Regions from separate parts of the Homo sapiens genome. Here region 2 is linked to region 1. A link is an interaction called in ENCODE POLR2A ChIA-PET data of the cell type or tissue named here. Cell type or tissue: PC-9. All regions are shown on one strand. Links, peaks and the distances in the headings refer to the core of each region. The heading gives the core; the rest is flanking DNA. Region 1 overlaps LINC-PINT (long intergenic non-protein coding RNA, p53 induced transcript). Region 2 overlaps MKLN1 (muskelin 1).

What was found. Peaks named below come from ENCODE experiments on the same cell type or tissue, not always from the same donor. Only the 100,000 strongest peaks of a DNase experiment are listed, where the experiment ranks them.
Region 2: POLR2A ChIA-PET joins it to region 1 with 10 read pairs; 2 of 35 experiments call an interaction of 5 or more read pairs at or near these places.

Annotation. Positions count from the first base shown.
Region 1 is chr7:131,009,478-131,017,874 of GRCh38, forward strand. The region is part of intron 3 of LINC-PINT (long intergenic non-protein coding RNA, p53 induced transcript); the gene reads right to left. Among named protein-coding and RNA genes, the nearest start is that of LINC-PINT, 96 kb to the right of the region's middle. RefSeq lists an enhancer at 1-125. In PC-9, for the core only: no CTCF peak of the experiment used is centred there; a DNase peak (open chromatin) is centred at 2,764; H3K27ac peaks cover 2,582 bases.
Region 2 is chr7:131,410,468-131,418,864 of GRCh38, forward strand. It overlaps MKLN1 (muskelin 1), which reads left to right. Exons shown (of 18, transcript NM_013255.5): 7 at 839-916; 8 at 4,178-4,243. Among named protein-coding and RNA genes, the nearest start is that of MKLN1, 87 kb to the left of the region's middle. In PC-9, for the core only: no CTCF peak of the experiment used is centred there; no DNase peak of the experiment used is centred there.

The DNA of each region.
Region 1 (8,397 bases), core at 474-4,473:
TCTTGGAGTTTCAATAGACATTGATGGCTATGGTCCAGTTGCTGAGGCAAATCTCTCTTTAACTCTATGGGAGGTGAGAGGCTCCAACGGGGACCAGACTTTGGAAACTGCACACCATCAAGGGTTTGCCATTAGAGGACTTCTCTTGTCTAACAGAAACAGGGCAATGCTACAACCTTGTGATTCTTTTCCTTCTTCTAGGCTATCAGGAAGAAAACTGAATATCCTTACATTGTGAGGTCAGATGTATGGCTTTCATTCTGAATGCAGTAACTTCAAATGTAGACACGTGAACAGAAAGCTTTGTAACAGAAAAACAGCATTGTTTCGTTAGATGACTATAGATAGTATTTCATAAAATACAAGAAAAACACTCAAAATTAGCTCCAAAAAATGTATGAAAGGTGATACTCTGATATTTAATAAAACTGAACCTCTCACAACAATAAAATGATCCAATTTCATATACCAATCAATAAGCAAGGGTCTACTAACTTCACCAAGAAAGAGAAAAAAACCTAAGTTAATGCAAAATAATTTGGATCTTAAGGACGTCAATAACATGGGCCTTGCAGAAAGTTCCAAAAAACATGCTTTCATACCTTTAACTCTATGAAAAACAAACAAGCGTTACCTCCTGCAGCTAATGAGCACTGACAGGCTCAAGGTAGTCGCCATGCTATGAAATGTGGCAATAGCTACAATGTCATCTGTTTAGTTGTTCATCAGTTCATTGCTTAGGAGCCACTCAGAAGCAGCTGGGCGCAGTGGCTCATGCTTGTAATCCCAACACTTTGGGAGGCCGAGGCAGAAGGACAGCTTGAGTCCAGGACTTGGAGATCAGCCTGAACAACACAGAGAGACCCTGTCGCTACCAATAAAAAAAATTAGGCGGTCGTGGTGGTGCACACCTGTGGGAATTTGCTGTGCTTGTGGCCAATTAAGTGTTCCACTCTGAGGACAAAAATGAATGAACCTGGGAGTCTAAGATGGGAGGATCGCTTGAACCTGGGAGGTCGAGGTTACAGTGAGCCGTGATTGCACCACCGCACTTCCTACATTCTTTTGCAATAGGAGCCTATTTTAAGTCATTCTTAGACACACAAATAAGTTAATTTTGGGGGGCAGTCTTGATCTGGATTCTTGCTTTCCTCTGCAGCAGTCCTATTATTAAGCACCATCTATACCCAGGGCACTTTCTTTTGCTCATTTTACCCATCCCAAACCTTGGCAGGAAATCCAACAGCAATGCTTTCATTCTTATCCCATCCTAATCTCAAGATATCAGTATGAAAGTCTTGAAAGTAAGGAACTAACTCAAGTAATTTCCACTTCAGATTGACTAATGGCACACTGAATGGCTCCAGCATACTCACTTACTGGCCTCTGGCAAGTGACTTAACCTTCCTTAGTTTCTTCAACCAGCAAATGAGAAGGCAGAACTAGATGACCTCAAAGGGCCTCTCAAGTATCAAAGTTTTGCTTCTGTGAAATACGTATGAGCAAGCACACTCAAGTGTAGACAATATAGATTGGCAAATAAAAGCAAGTAGGACAGCAAGAAAAGTCCCAGACTCTCAGATTCAAATCTAGCGTCTTCTCAGGAACTCAACCTACTCACACAACTATTTCCGAGAGCACTGTTAACTGCTTGTCAGAAAATGCACGTAGTAGTTCCACGGGTCATCACATTAAAAAAAAAAAGATTTGATTTCCATGTTTAAGTCAGTTTCAGAAACTGGGTTAAATAAAGTTAAACAAATTTCTCAACATCCTAGACTTTTACAGTGCTAAGAGGGCATGTGAGTTGCTAGGAGAGGTATTACAACAGAGCATTTTCCCAAACTTAGTTGCCACAGCATCCTTTTTCATAGGGCAAATCCTGCAGATCTTGTGTTCCCGGGAACAACTGGGAGTTTGCTGTGCTTGTGGCCAATTAAGTGTTCCACTCTGAGGACAAAAATGAATGGACTTGAAGGGCCACTCAGGGCCCCACCAGAAGGAGCCTTGGCTGCAGATCAAGACCCTCGACTCCACTGCAGGTTCTGCTGCCAGCTACTAGTTTGCACTGGGCCCCATTTAGCCACCTCCCCAGACCTGCTGGGCCCCACTGGCCTTCCAGGCATCCGCTGCCAGCTTCCTTCCCCAACACCCAGCCTCCCAGGCCCCAGCAGCACAGCACGGGGCCATCCTAGGTCTCTGTTCTCCTCTGACTAAACTTTGCAGAAACACTGGCTGCAGTGGCTGCTCCCATGTCACAATCCGAACAATTTATGGCCTTAATTCCACTATCATCCTAATTTCTACATAATCATGTAATAAATATTGGTAACATTTTGGAATTATTGCATAGAGAATTCTAAAAAAAAAAAAAAAAAAATTCCTAATTGTCTTGAAATGTTCTCCAATGTAGATATAACTAAAGAAAATGAACCACAGTCTCTCTTCCAACTATTTTCTTTTCACAGAACTCTCCTAATTAGCGAACTACAATTAATACTAGAAATTAGAGGAACCACGTGGGATTCTTTGAAACAAAAAAAAAGCTTTTCTGATAAGTATTATTGACTGAAATACAGTTAACATGTTTGTCACTTTCAAAAAGCCACAAATGAATTTCTCTGAAAAACCCAACGTCTTTATAAAAAAAAAAAAAAAAAATTCCACAAAATTGGGGCTCTGCCAAAACGTGAATGTTGCAAAACCATGTGTCACATGCCCTCCTTCAGTTTCATGTTAATCACTACAGCAAGGATTAAACTTTTGGAGACTGGAATTCAGAAAGGTCAGACAGGGATTCAAATGCTGTCCTAGCTGGCTGGGAAGTACTGAGGCAAGTTACTTAATTTTTCTTTAATCCCAGTCCCGTAAGCCATTAAAGGAAAACAGAAATACCCAGCTCACAGGATGGTTAAGTTTTAAGTAACATCAAGCTGAACTTGCCTAGCAGATTGGAACCTACATTAATTAGAATTAGGTTTGGCTCAGGGTGGCAGGAGACCCAAAATATCAGTGGCTTAAACAAGAGAAGTTTCCTTCTCAGGGAAGTGCCCAGGAAGGTTAGCATGGCAGTCCACCCATGTGTGACCTCAACCTCACGGTTCAAGATGGTGGCTTCCACATTCCAGACAGAACGGGAAAGGGACGGAGAAGAAACGGCAAAGCAGGAAGACACACTGTCCCTTAAGGAAGGTTCCTGGAAGGGCCCACGTGGTAACTCACCTCCCACTGACCAGAATTTAGTCACATGACCATATAGCTGCCACGGCCCCAGCTATGAAGTAGGTCTCAGGTTGCTATATAAAGCAGGAGTATGGACACTGGGGGCCAACCAGCAGGCTCTGCCACAAAACCCAGTAATGGCTCATCTCCTATCTCCAGTGGCTTCAGCTTCCAGGAGGAGTAACATTCAGCCTGTAGGCACTGGTACAGCATGCCAGTTATTTGAGCTGGCATCCGCCCTGAATGACTGGATTCCCATGCTGTCCTAGTAGTTAAATATTTTGCAAATTACCCTTGCCTTTGGGAAGCTCTGCCTTAAATTTCCACAACAAACAAGATTTCCTTAATAGCACATGCTGTTTGGGACATACATTTTCCCCAAACTGATTAGTTTTCTTTCCTGAAAAGGTACAGAGCCCAGCAACTTGCTTTAACAGAAAAATTAATTTTGCTGAATTACAGGGTTCAGTTTTCAAAAAGGAACACTTCACCGTTAACTCTACAGGCACTCCATCTTGATGCTGCTGTCTCCTGGACGCACAAGTACGGAGGCGTGGTGGTGGAAGAAAGCCACTGTCTCCACTGTCTACGTCCCCACCCTGCTGTCCTTCCCACCTCTTCCTCACTGACAGTACCTGTCAGCCAAGGATGGGGGAGGAGAAAGAGCAGTGTGGACTTTTAAGAGAACCTTCAATGCACATGTGGCTTATCTGTGAGCAGGCTGTGCCGAATAAGCCACAATGCGTCACAATTTGACTTAAACTCAATTAACGCTAAGATTCATTTTCTTTTCTTTTTTGAGATGGAGTCTTGCTCTGTCGCCCTCAGGCTGTCCTCAGGCTGGAGTGCAGTGGCGCAATCTTGGCTCACTGCAAGCTCTGCCTCCCTGGTTCACGCCATTCTCCTGCCTCAGACTGGTGCTAAATCAGGGTGACCCAGACCTAAAATAATTTCTTTTCAATCTCATCTTTCTGTTCTAATTATTTCCAAGAGTTTCAATCAGCATTTCCTAAGTTGTGTTCTACAAGTGTTAAAAAGGGTTGTATTTAAAAAAAAAAAAATCAGTACTAGAAATACTTTTTTCCTAAAACGTATTACATTTATGTAAGAAAAACAGTTTTAAAGCTTTAATTGTTGCAGAATAGCCAGAAGCTAAGAAATGCTGGGCCGGCGTCAGGAGAAGGTGTGCCCAGCGGCCTCGTGCGGGTTTACGCTCTGGCCACAAGCAGCCAGCCCTACGCTCTCACTCAACCGTGCAATTCTTTCTGTCCTACGTGACCCTAGTTTCCTAAATGACCTATTCTGCATCCTGCACATTTTAAGAATGTGTTTTATTTCTCCTTCATTATTTGATTGATTTTTTTCTACTACTAAAACAAGCATATATTTACAAAGTATATGAAGCAACACGTATACGGTGAAAGTCAATCTTTTTCACCAGTCTTCTTGTACTGTTTCCATTCCCAGAGCAAAGTATTCTGTTTCTTGTGAATCTTTCTAGATTACGTATTTCCTAACCATAAAAGGTGGCATAAATACATGCTGTTTTGCACACAATACAGAATGCATTTCCAATATTCTAATTTTTTATCATTTTACAAAGCTTCAATGTAATCATCAGCACTTGCTGTAACTAATGTTACTAAACGCTCTGGAGCCGAAATTGAACAGCAGCATTTACCGTTATATATAGGTGCTGTTTAACTATGTATGGACCTCACCAATTATCAGTAATAGTCCAACCCTGAAAAGCTATTGGCACCAATTTTCTTTCCCACAATTAACTTACTATGGAACACTAATTCTCAACAGACAGCTGGAAGACATGTCTTCCGAGAAAAGCATCAGAACTTCAAGTGGGAAGGGAATGAAGATGCAAGCTCTCCATCCAATCACAGAAATTTCACGATGTCCTCCCTGGGAGTTATCGCTTCTCCCATCTCTCTCCTGTGGAAAGTCACTGCATTTAACGACAGATGTAACTGAACCAAGTGCGGCACTGTGTAACAGAGCCTTCTGCAACAGTGGAGATGTCCCCATCCATGCTATCCAACACCAGAGCTACCAACCACAAAGGACTAAGGAGTACTTCACATCTAGTACAACTGAGGAATGTTTCAGTTTAATTTAAAATACGGATTCAAATGTAAATAGCCACATGTGCCTAGCGGTCACTGAATTGTGGGAAGTCAGAAAAAGATACCAACTCTTCTTATAAAACAGAGGAATAACAGGAACTGTGTATGAATATATAGGGTAAGCCTAGCAGATTACGCCCAAGCACATCTCCTAAGAATTGTCTTTCTTAACATATGCAAGGCTGAGTGGACCAGTTCCAAAAATAATTTGTTTAGTTAAAGTTGGAACAAGCATCAAGTTATGTTGCAATTACCTCTAAAATTTGAAATTAAAATAATTTTAATTTACCCAAACTCTATGTTTGATTATGCATTCTGTTTTACATTTTTCCTGGCATGACGTTGCATGTGGATCACACTAAATTAACAGTTTCCCTGTTAGGCGAAAAAAACAAACTGCAGAACGGTATGTACAATGTTATGCCAACCATGTCAGTGTATATGTTTGTATAGGAATACAATTCCTCTAGAACACTGCTGTCTAACAGGACACTTTGTAAGAATGGAAACGTTCTATGTCTGCACTGTTCATCACGGCAGCCACCAGCCACATGTGGCCATGGCACACTTGAAATATGGCTAGTGTGACTGAGGAACTCAATGGTTAACTATATTTCATTTTAATTAGTTTAAATTCAAACAGCCACAAGTGGCTAATGACTACCTTATGAGATGGTGCGAGAAGACTAAACAAACCCCAAACTTAAAATGGCTACCTCCCAGGGATTATGACTGGAGGGAAGAAAATAAACTTTTACTTACTTTAAATACCACTGTGTTGCTTGGATCTACTTATTTAATTGTGTACAACTGGCATGTACAATGCATTAAACAAACAGATAAAAAGGGGAGGTATCTTAGCCAGCGTGGGCTGTTCTAACAAAATACCATCAACTGGGTGACACAGACAAAAGGAATTTATTTCTCACAGTTCTGGAGGCTGGAAGTTCAAGATCAAGGGGCCGGCAGATGTGGTTCCTGGTGAGGGCTTTCCTCCTGGCCTGCTGTGCCCTTACAAGGCAGGGAGAGACGGAGCACTTGGGTCTCCCTTCTTCTTATAAGGACACAAATCCCAATATGGGGGCCCTACCTACATGACCTCATGAAAACCTCATTGCCTCCCAAAAGTTCCACATCCAAATACCATCGCATTGGGAGTCAGGCCTTCAATATAGGGATTTTGGGGGAAGACAAAAACATTCAGTCCATTACAGAAGGAGAAAGGGAAAAATCAAAGATTCCTTCTCCTTTCTGTATTTTTCTCCACTCCATTCGCTTAGCTTAATAAGTACTATGGAAACATTAGGCATCTGAAATCTGGTTGTGTTTTGTTTTGTTTTGTTTTGGTAGAGACAGGGTCTTGCCGTGTTGCCCAAGCTGGTCTGAAACTGTTGGCCTCAAGTGATCCTCCTGCCTCAACTTCCCAAAGTGCTGGGATTACAGGTGTGAGGCACCGTGCCTGGCCTGGTTCTTGAATAGCTGGAACAATGGCATTTCCAACCAAGCAGATATGCAACCAAGTATCTGGACCTTAGGCTATTATAAATTCCAGTGTGAAACAATGTACTAGTGATTCAAAGTCCTCATGTTTACACAATCTCTTGATGACCCCAACAAATGAATGGAGGTGCCAAATCCATGCTAGGCAAGCTGGAAATGACACTTCCCTTGTTACCTTTAACCATACTTGTTCATTGTTCATTGCTGTGCTGCAAGGAGCTGAACTACCTTAAAATGGTCCCAGAAGCTCCCTCTGGGTTGCCTCAACCAACTAGCCTCTCCCAGCTCTTTCCTTTGGAAGCCAAAGGCACTTTATTCCAGTGGAAGAGGTCATATTCAAGCTCAGCTTCCCACAAGCCCAGTGGCTTCCTCCACTCTGAGTGTGGGGATACCGGGGTTTCCCACAGATACTGAGGTCTCCAGGTACAGGGATGCTGGCATTCCCAAGCAATGCCTGCAAACAGCCATCCCAAATCCATATATCCCGATCCTAAGCAGCCTTTATGTTCACCCACGGTCAAAGCTGCTTTCTTGTTCCCCATAAAAAAAAGATTAGGGTGGTTGCCAGGGGGTGAGGAGAGGGAAAAATAGGGACTGATTGCTTAATGGAAACAGGGTTTCTTTTGTGAGGGGATAAAGAGGCTTTGGAACTAGACAGAAGGGTAGCTGTACAACATTGTGAAGGTACTGAAATGCCATTGAATTATTCACTTCAAAATGGCTGATTTTATGTTATGTGGATTTTGCCTTCAAAAACCTATTAAAAATAAGGCCAGGCGTAGTGGCTCATGCCTGTAATCCCAGCACTTTGGGAGCCAAGGCAGGTGGATCACCTGAGGTCAGGAGTTCAAGACCAGCCCAGACAACATGGTGAAATCCCGTCTCTACTAAAAATACAAAAATTAGCTGGGTGTTGTGGTGCGTGCCTGTAATCCCAGCTACTCAGGAGGCTGAGGCAGGAGAATCACTTGAACCCAGGAGGCAGAGGTTGCAGTGAGCCAAGATCGCGCCATTGCACTCCAGCCTGGGCGACAAGAGAGAAATTCTGTCTCAAATAATGAATGAATGAATGAATGAATGAATGAATGAATGAATGTCAGGGGCAACATTCCATCAGTCACACAGAACTGCCCTGGTGGACCGCCTTCCTCCCTGTTCTCAACCAAGCTTTGTAAGATTTCCTTTTCCCTAACAAGCCTTGTAGAATTTGTCCTGAACCCTAGGGACCATGAGGGAACTCGCCTAACCTCTCCAACACTTTATGTTTCCAACACAGCCACAGATCCAGCTGTTGCTCTGGAGTTTTTCTCTGTGAATATTTTTTCATCTTGTTCTGCTATTTCCTACCATATTCCCCACAAGGAACTTTCACTCAGCATCCTACTGGAATTCAACATTGTGGGTTAATGCTATGCTCCTTGTCTGCAGTGGTGAAAAAATTCCTCAAGAGACTTTGACTGGAAACTTGATTGCTCTGCTTCAATCAAACACAGTGGCTGGACCTATCTGGACAATGGGTGCAATCATTATGATTATG
Region 2 (8,397 bases), core at 2,916-6,915, 400 kb after region 1:
TCTTTATGTAGTTTTGTACTCAAAACTGTATAATAATGGAATTCACATGTTAAAGTTAGTGTTCCCTTTTCCTGAAAATGTATCAAGGACCTAGACCAAAATTATTGGAGCTCTATTTTCTTCTCTAGTTCTCTTGGATATGGGTGGCAAAAAGTACTGGCACAAAGCACTGTTGGGGGAAAGAGATTAGGATCCAATGAATCCATGTCATTATAGGATGTAAAGATTAAGAATTTCATAGTTGAAATAAAGACAAGTGGTGGGAGATCACAAAAAGAAAATATAATTCTCCTAATCTTTAGTTATCCTTTCCTCTTCTTAATTATATTTATGATAATGATAGAAATGATTTTTTAAAGATATATAAGATCTTTTTTCAATGAAGTAGAACATTTATTCAGATTATTTATTTTTATTTTCTCCTGCTTCTATTTTGCAGCCTTAAATTGTCTTATGACTTTTTTTCCCCTCCCAGTTCACTCCCTTTTCCTTCTTTCAAGGTCTCTAACCCTCTGATAATGTCACATACGTGTCCGTTGAATGCAACAGTGACTTTGTATCTAATACATACAGTGATGATGAGAAACATAGTACGTTTAATATGAGCTTCCCCTAAAGCAATTTGTTTGCATGGTTGTGTCAATTAATATTTTACTATTTATATTTGAGGTAGCATGAAGTGAAATTGAAGTGATGCATATTTTATGAAAATGTGCTTTTGTATTAGTGACATATTAGTAATTTCTTTTAATGTAGCCTTTTAAATTTTAATTTTTTTCTATAATAAATAATGTAAGTAGTTAAGGTGTAATTCTTTCTCATTCTTCAATATTTGCAGATGGCTTGTTCAATCAGTATATCAGTCAACAGGAATATAAGCCACGATGGAGTCAAATCATTCCCAAAAGTACCAAAGGTAAGCCATACCTTCTAGATTGTAGTTCTTTTTCATTAATGTCTCAGTCTTCAGTTTTCCCAAGGTAGTTCAAGTATCATAGTACTAAGTTAATAAAAAAGAAGATGTTGGCCAGTTGCAGTGGCTCATGTCTAATCCCAATACTTTTGGAGGCCGAGGCAGGAGGATTGCTTGAGCCCAGAGGTTCAAGATCAGCCTGGGCAACATGGTGAGACCTGTCTCTACAAAAAATTAGCTATACAGCCGAGTGTGGTGGCTCACACCTATAATCCCAACACTGTGGGAGGCCAAGGTGGGCAGATCACCTGAGGTTAGTAGTTGAAGACCAGCCTGCCCAACATGGCAAAACCCTGTCTCTACTAAAAATACAAAAATTAGCTGGGCGTGATGGTGTGTGCCTGTAATCCCAGCTACTCGGGAGGCTGGGGTAGGAGAATCACTTGAACCTGTGAGGCAGAGGTTGCAGTGAGCTGAGATCATGCTATTGTACTCCGGCCTGGGAGACAGATGGAGATTCCATCTCAAAAAAAAAAAAAAAAAAAAAAAAAAAAAAATTAGCCAGACATGTTGGCAGGCATCTGTGGTCCCAGCTGCTTAGGGTACTGAGGTAGAAGGGTGGCTTGAGCCTGGGAGGTCAAGGCTGCAGTCAGCCGTGTTCATACCACTGCACTTCAACCTGGGCAACAGAGCGAGACTCTGTCTCAAAAAACAAAACAATAACCACAGCAAAATAAATAAAAAGCAGATGTTTAAAACAAGGCATAGGTTCCTTAACTAGGTGGCACAATTCATTTGTTATATTAAAATTTTCTTTTTAAACCTTTTTGATTTACTGCCGTAACAGAAGGTTGGGCAGCTTTTACACAGAATATCATTATAAACTGCTTTGTTAGAGGCATGGTGTAAAATTATAGGCTGTGTTGTAATGCCATACACATGTTCTTGAAAACCTTAAGTTATGCAAAATTATTTGCTAAACCTAGCAAGGCATATAAGAAAAATAGAAAGGCAGAAGACCATTCTAAATCTGTGGAACTTTATAACCAGCTACTAATAAAAACTAGTGTAATAATTGTAATAAAAATAAATATCAGTACATTTAAATTAGGTATTTATATTGAACATCATAGTGTGTTTAGAGACTTAAGCCCTGGGCTCATGCCTCTGTCTTTGAAATGTAGATCCTAGAGGGCATTTGCTTCTAATAAAGACTGTTTTCATCAAAACTTGAAATCGGATCCAGAGTATAGTCTTCTTCATGAATACCTTATTTTCATATAAGGGGGGAGGTTTTGTCACTTCTTCATCTGTACTCACTGCTTTGCCAGATAATTAACATAGTGGAAAGTGTAGCAATTTCTTAATGCAACTGTTTGTGTTAAAGGAAGGCAGTTCTATGGATACTGAGCTTTTTTCATTGTGGTCTTCATATATTACTAAGGACTTCTCTTTAGTTGTGAGAAAGCTTTCTCCTGATAGTATTGCATATTAATATGCAGGGGAAAATTGCTTAAGAACCTCCATAATTGATGTTACATGAACATCATTCTCCTATTTTATCAGTCATGTATGAGGTAATTTTCTTCAAAGACACACATATTATAGCAAACAGACAGTAATTGTGTATTTGCAAACTAATGGATTCAACATATAAAATACAAACATACTGAAAATGAATTCATTTTAGTGCTTTCTTTTTTCCCTCAGACCTCTCAGGGGTGAATATGCTTTCTAAATCTATTCTTAAAGATGGCGATACGGTACTGACTGATGAGGGAAGGAAAGAAGAAAAGGGCAAAGCTTCAATGATAATAAATTGCACAATCTAAAGGCTTAACTATTAGGATAAAGGATTTGGAGGGAACTTCTGGATGATTAGCCGCTGAATACAGTAGTAATGAAAAGCTTCAGTTTTGTATCTTATTTTCTGTATATAAGAACTGACATTTCAGTCATTTTCATAGCACCCTTGTAAAATTAGTATAAAATTGGATATTCTCAATTTTACATTAGGAGAAAGCCAATACAGGGAAACTTATTAGCCAAAGTAATATATTTCAACTAATAGGAGAATTATGAAGAAAGCCTTAGGCTTTCTAGTTCATATCAAGTAAGACATTAGAATCTTACAACCTTTTGAACTACTGAAATTAATTTATAACTTTTTTTTTTTTGAGATGGAGTCTTACTCTCGTTGCCCAGCCGGAGTGCAGTGGTGCAAACTCGGTTCATTGCAACCTCCGCCTCCTGAGTTCAAGTGATTCTCCTGCCTCAGCCTCCTGAGTAGCTGGGATTACAGGCACCCACCACCATGCCCGGCTAATTTTTGTATTTTAGTAGAGACAGGGTTTCACCATATTGGCTAGGCTGGTCGTGGACTCCTGACCTCAGGTGATCCACCCACCTTGGCCTCCCAGAGTGCTGGGATTACAGGTTTGAGCCACCGCGCCCGGCCATAACTTTATTTATGTAAGATTTGGTGTAAAGTAAGATTAGATACAAGTTGAATAATAGTGTTCTCTTTTGGAAGTTTAAATAAAGTTTTACTGATTGTATTTAAACCTGCCTATTAAGCTCTGTGATGGAAATAAGAATCAAAGTGAAGTAAATCTTAGATTTCCTCAGTCAGTTCTTACATAAAATAGTTGGTAAATTAGGTGGGAACTGATTGCTGAAATATTGGCACAAAATTAATACATTATACATTATACAAAGTTATATAAAATAATTACACAAAGTACAAAATTATACAAAAATTTTACAAAATAATTGTATACATTATACAAAATTAATATCATTAATATAAAACTTGATAGCATCTTTGTTTTCAGTAAATAGTTTGATAACTCGACTTTAAAACTGCTCATCATACTAATGAACTATGCCTAGAATATATACGGGAGATCTAATTTTGTAATTGTTTTTGACCTTCACTTTGGCACTCAAGTAGCTTAGAGATTTTTGTTTTATGTTTTTGTATAATATTCTGTGTCTTTGCTGGTTTGTGGCATTGATCATAAATAAATCAAAAATAACTTCCAAGTTCATTAATGTCCTGAAAGCATTTGGAAAAAAGAACAAGATTATTATAAACACAGATTTGAGTCATACTGTTACTTTTATGAGTCCTTTTACTTATTAATATTTTGAAAAAATAAGGGTGGGTTATTTTTACTACTGATTACAGACTTATGAATAAATTTACTCTGGATATGCTGTTCTTTGTTATTCCTTTAAAAGAAACTATTATTTCTTCTAAAGGTGATGGGGAAGATAACCGTCCAGGAATGAGAGGAGGCCATCAGATGGTTATTGATGTTCAAACAGGTGAGTAGCAGTTGCAGTGGAAAGCAAAATCTTCATTGGCTACAGGCATCGTCTAAACCAGGCAGTGGCAGGTAAGGAAGGGGCGGGGGGTGGGGGGCTCTTACACAAATGAAATTAGATTACCTAAAAAAAGTTTAACATGCGGCCTTTTATGTGTGTCTGTATGTGTGTGTATGTGTCTAGTTTATATGTGTTGTATTTTCATGGAAAACTGGTGTATTTCTGGATTTTTGTTGCACTTATATAGTAGAGTAATATGGGAATTACTGGAATAAAGAGAACTAAGATATATTTTTAGAGGAAGCAGATATCAAATTAGGCAGCTAAGTGTTGGTAAGTCCATTAATTGCTAAAAACTGTTCACAAGCCTGTAAATAATTTAGTTGTTGTTTTTTGTTTGGTTTTGTTTTTTTTTTTCCTGTCTTTTAAATTTTGTTCTGAAGCTTGGTAGCAAACTTTTTTTTAAGTTTCTAAAACCTAGGAAAACTTAATTACCATAATATTTAGAGGTTAATGCCAACATTATAATAGGTCTCAGATTAGCAGCTTAAAAAGCAAATAATACCAATAATCTACCATAGCTATATTTTATTATTGGATTTTAGAAAACTTTACTGCATAGAATACCACTCTTTCCAGGCGTAATGAATGCTCAATTATACTGTGTGTTATGCCAACTCATAGTGCTTCGGGAATAAAATAATTGCTTGGAGACTCATATTCTAAAATAATTAAGAATAAAAATGGTTACAATGTAGACACTAAGTCTTCTTGACATGAATTTATTTTCATAATTTTTGTAAGAAGAGAAATTATAATTTTTAATTTAAAATTAAAAGCTAAATTTCTATGATAACCTCTGAACTGGTTTGAGACTGTTATTAGGGTCTCTTTGGAAAAGGTTCATTTTTAAGGTATAGGAATTCACTTTCTTAATTTTGGTCCCTCTTTCCAAATGCCTTTCTGCCCTGCAGAAATAGGCTTGAATTAGCTATAGAGTCTTAGGCATCTTTTTTTCTGCCTGAGAGTATAATAAATATTCATATGCTTATTTACTAAAGAGCTAGATTTATATACAAACTGGTTTTTTATCCAGAATAATTATTTATGAATATAGACATGAAAATTTGTTTTTAGATTGTCTACACAGTAGCTTCCCCTTTTTTTGAACATAGAGTAGAATTTGTAATGCTTTTCTTTTTTCTCCATCAGTACTATAAGGAAAATATTATTAAACACCCCTCCCCTGCCCAACCTTTTTTTAAAATAGAGATGAGGTTTTGCCATGTTGCCCAGGCTGGTCTTGAACTCCTGGGCTCAAGCAGTCCGCCTGCTGCAACCTCGCAAAGTGCTTGTATTACAGGTGTGAGCTACCATGTCCGGCCCACCCTTTCAAACAAATTTGGTTGTAGTTTGCTATAATAATATACTAAATCTATGTTTATTTGAAAGGAGCCTTTACCTTTTAAAGCAAAATGCACTTTCCTTAAATATAAAAGTAATATGGTTTACTTTAACATTTAAAGTTCACCTTATCTGGGGAGGCAGAAGGAATTTTCATAGTGCTTACTGTGTTAATTATTATGAGAGATGAACCATATGTGATAGGTAAAGTACATGTGTAAGAAAGACAAAAAAATTTTCCTCTTTTTATAATCCATGAAATTCGAAAACAGAAAATTATTCAAAGAATAGGCAAATGTCATGACAGAACTTAGTGTGAGCAAGTCATTGAGAATTAAAATCTAACTTTTCAGGTCAGAGAGCCTTGAAATACTTACAATAAAGTTATAAAGGCCTAGGTATTTTTCTTTCTTTTTTTTTTTTTGAGATGGAGTCTTGCTCTGTCGCCCAGGCTGGAGTGCAGTGGCGCAAAGGCCTAGATATTTTTCTATAATATTTTTGTTTTATGCATTAGGGGTAGGATTTCAGCAAAGTCTTGATGGTCAGGGTCCTTACCCCTACTCCCTTTAAAAAAATATTTCAGCTAGGCACAGTGACTGTCTCGTGACTGTAGTTGCAACACTTTGGGAAGCCAAAGGGGGAGGATCCCTTGATCCCACAAGTTCAAGACCAGCCTAGGCAGCATAGTGAGACCCCCATCTCTATAAGAAATAAAAAAATCAGCTGGATGTGGTGGTGTATGCCTGTAGTCTCAGCTACTCGAGAGGCTGAGTCAGAAGGATTGCTTGAGCCCAGGATTGGAGGCTACAGTGAGCCATCATCACACCACTGCACACCTGCCTGGGCAACAAAGCGCAACCCTGTCAAAAAAAAAAAAAAAAAAAAAAAACTCAAAGAGGAAAAATGTTATTTGAGTAACTACTAGATTTACTTTAGAAATTATAAGAAAGCGTAGCGAGAATGACTATTGTAGTCATGGAATTTTACTCCAGATGGGACCTTTAAAAGAGTAATCTCTTTTTGATAGCTTCTAAGGATTTATTATAGGTTAGTGAAGGTGTACAAAGAAAAATCGGCCTATATCCACACTTCAATATTGACACTAGTTTATAGAAAGCTACAGAAGTACTTTAGAAATACACTTTTAAGCAAATATTTCTACCAAAGAAAATCTGGGGAATTATCCTGTTAGTAGATATTTTAGTTAGAGCCATTTTGTACCTATTTGGAGTGCTTTCTTTTTTTCTTTTATTCGTTATGAATTCTGGGTCAAACTTTATTTAGGCCCATGGTTGATGACAAAACTAGATTTTTCAGCCTTTAAAAGAAATCATGGGTGGTCATTTAATATACAGTTGTCTGTTGCTCAAGTTCTCATGCTTTTCAGTATGTTACCATTGCCACATATAGTGTGGAAACAGTACTAACTATACGTGGACATTGAGGTCGAAAGGATTTCACCAGATTCAGGTGGTCCTTGATATCAGTAATAGAGATGGCATATAAAACATTTGGAGGTGGAATTCCTCTTCTGTTTTTTTGTTTTTATTTTTTACGTTCAAAAAATATGTTTCCAAGAAGAGCTATCTGAAACCTTTTGTCGACATTTTGATATCTTAGTACAGAAATAGGGATAGAAGTGATGATTCGTTTTAAATTTATCATTCACTATAGAGGGGAAGACTAGAAGGACACATACCAAAATATTGACGTTAGTTACGTCTGGTGGTACAATTACCAGTGATTTAAAATTTTTTTATTTAAAATGTATTTTTAAAATTTCTACTTAATTATAAGTTGGAGAAAATTTTACTCAACAGCATTCTTTTTAGGAAAAGAACTGTATTTATTTGTGAAGGTGCTTTGGAGTACAAAGTAAAATACTGAGACCTGATTGTAGAAGGAACTATTTTTGTAACACTAAGAGAAATTGTCTCGTTAGCACCAGAGAAATGGAACAAGAAATAGAGATGGCCGGGCACGGTGGCTCACGCCTGTAATCCCAGCATTTTGGGAGACCGAGGTGGGTGGATCACCTGAGGTCAGGAGTTCTAGACCAGCCTGGCCAACATGGTAAAACCCCATCTCTACTAAAAATACAAAAATTAGCCGGGCATGGTGGCAGGTGCCTGTAATCCCAGCTACTCGGGGGGCCGAGGCAGGAGAATCACTTGAACCTGGGAGGCGGAGGTTGCAGTGAGGCGAGATTGCGCCATCGCACTCCAGCCTGGGAGACAAGAGCAAGACTTCGTCTCAAAAAAAAAAAAAAAAAAAAAAAGAGAGATAAATCAGGGGTGTTCAATCTTTTGGCTTCCCTGGGCCACATTGGAAGAAGAATTGTCTTGGACCACACATAAAATACACTAACAATAGCTTATGAGCTTACAAAAAAAATCACAAAAAAAGTCTCTTAATGTTTTAAGTAAGTTTACAAATTTGTCTTGGGCCACATTGAAAGCCATCCTGGGCCTCATGCAGCCCATGGGCCACAGGTTGGACAAGCTTGAGATAAGTGGTAGTAGAGCCAGCAGGATGGCAGAATGCCACATTTCATGACATGACTCTGTCTTTACTCACCAAATTCTTAGAAGTTTTCTCTAGTAAAATTGATTTGGGAGTTGATTTTTATTTACTTATTTTTTGGTAGATACTGGTGAGACAATTAGGTTTGGGGTTCAAACTGAGGTAGGACAGTAGTGAGGCAACTTCTGTGGATTCCAATGTCTGGAAGCAGAAATATGAGGAAACAT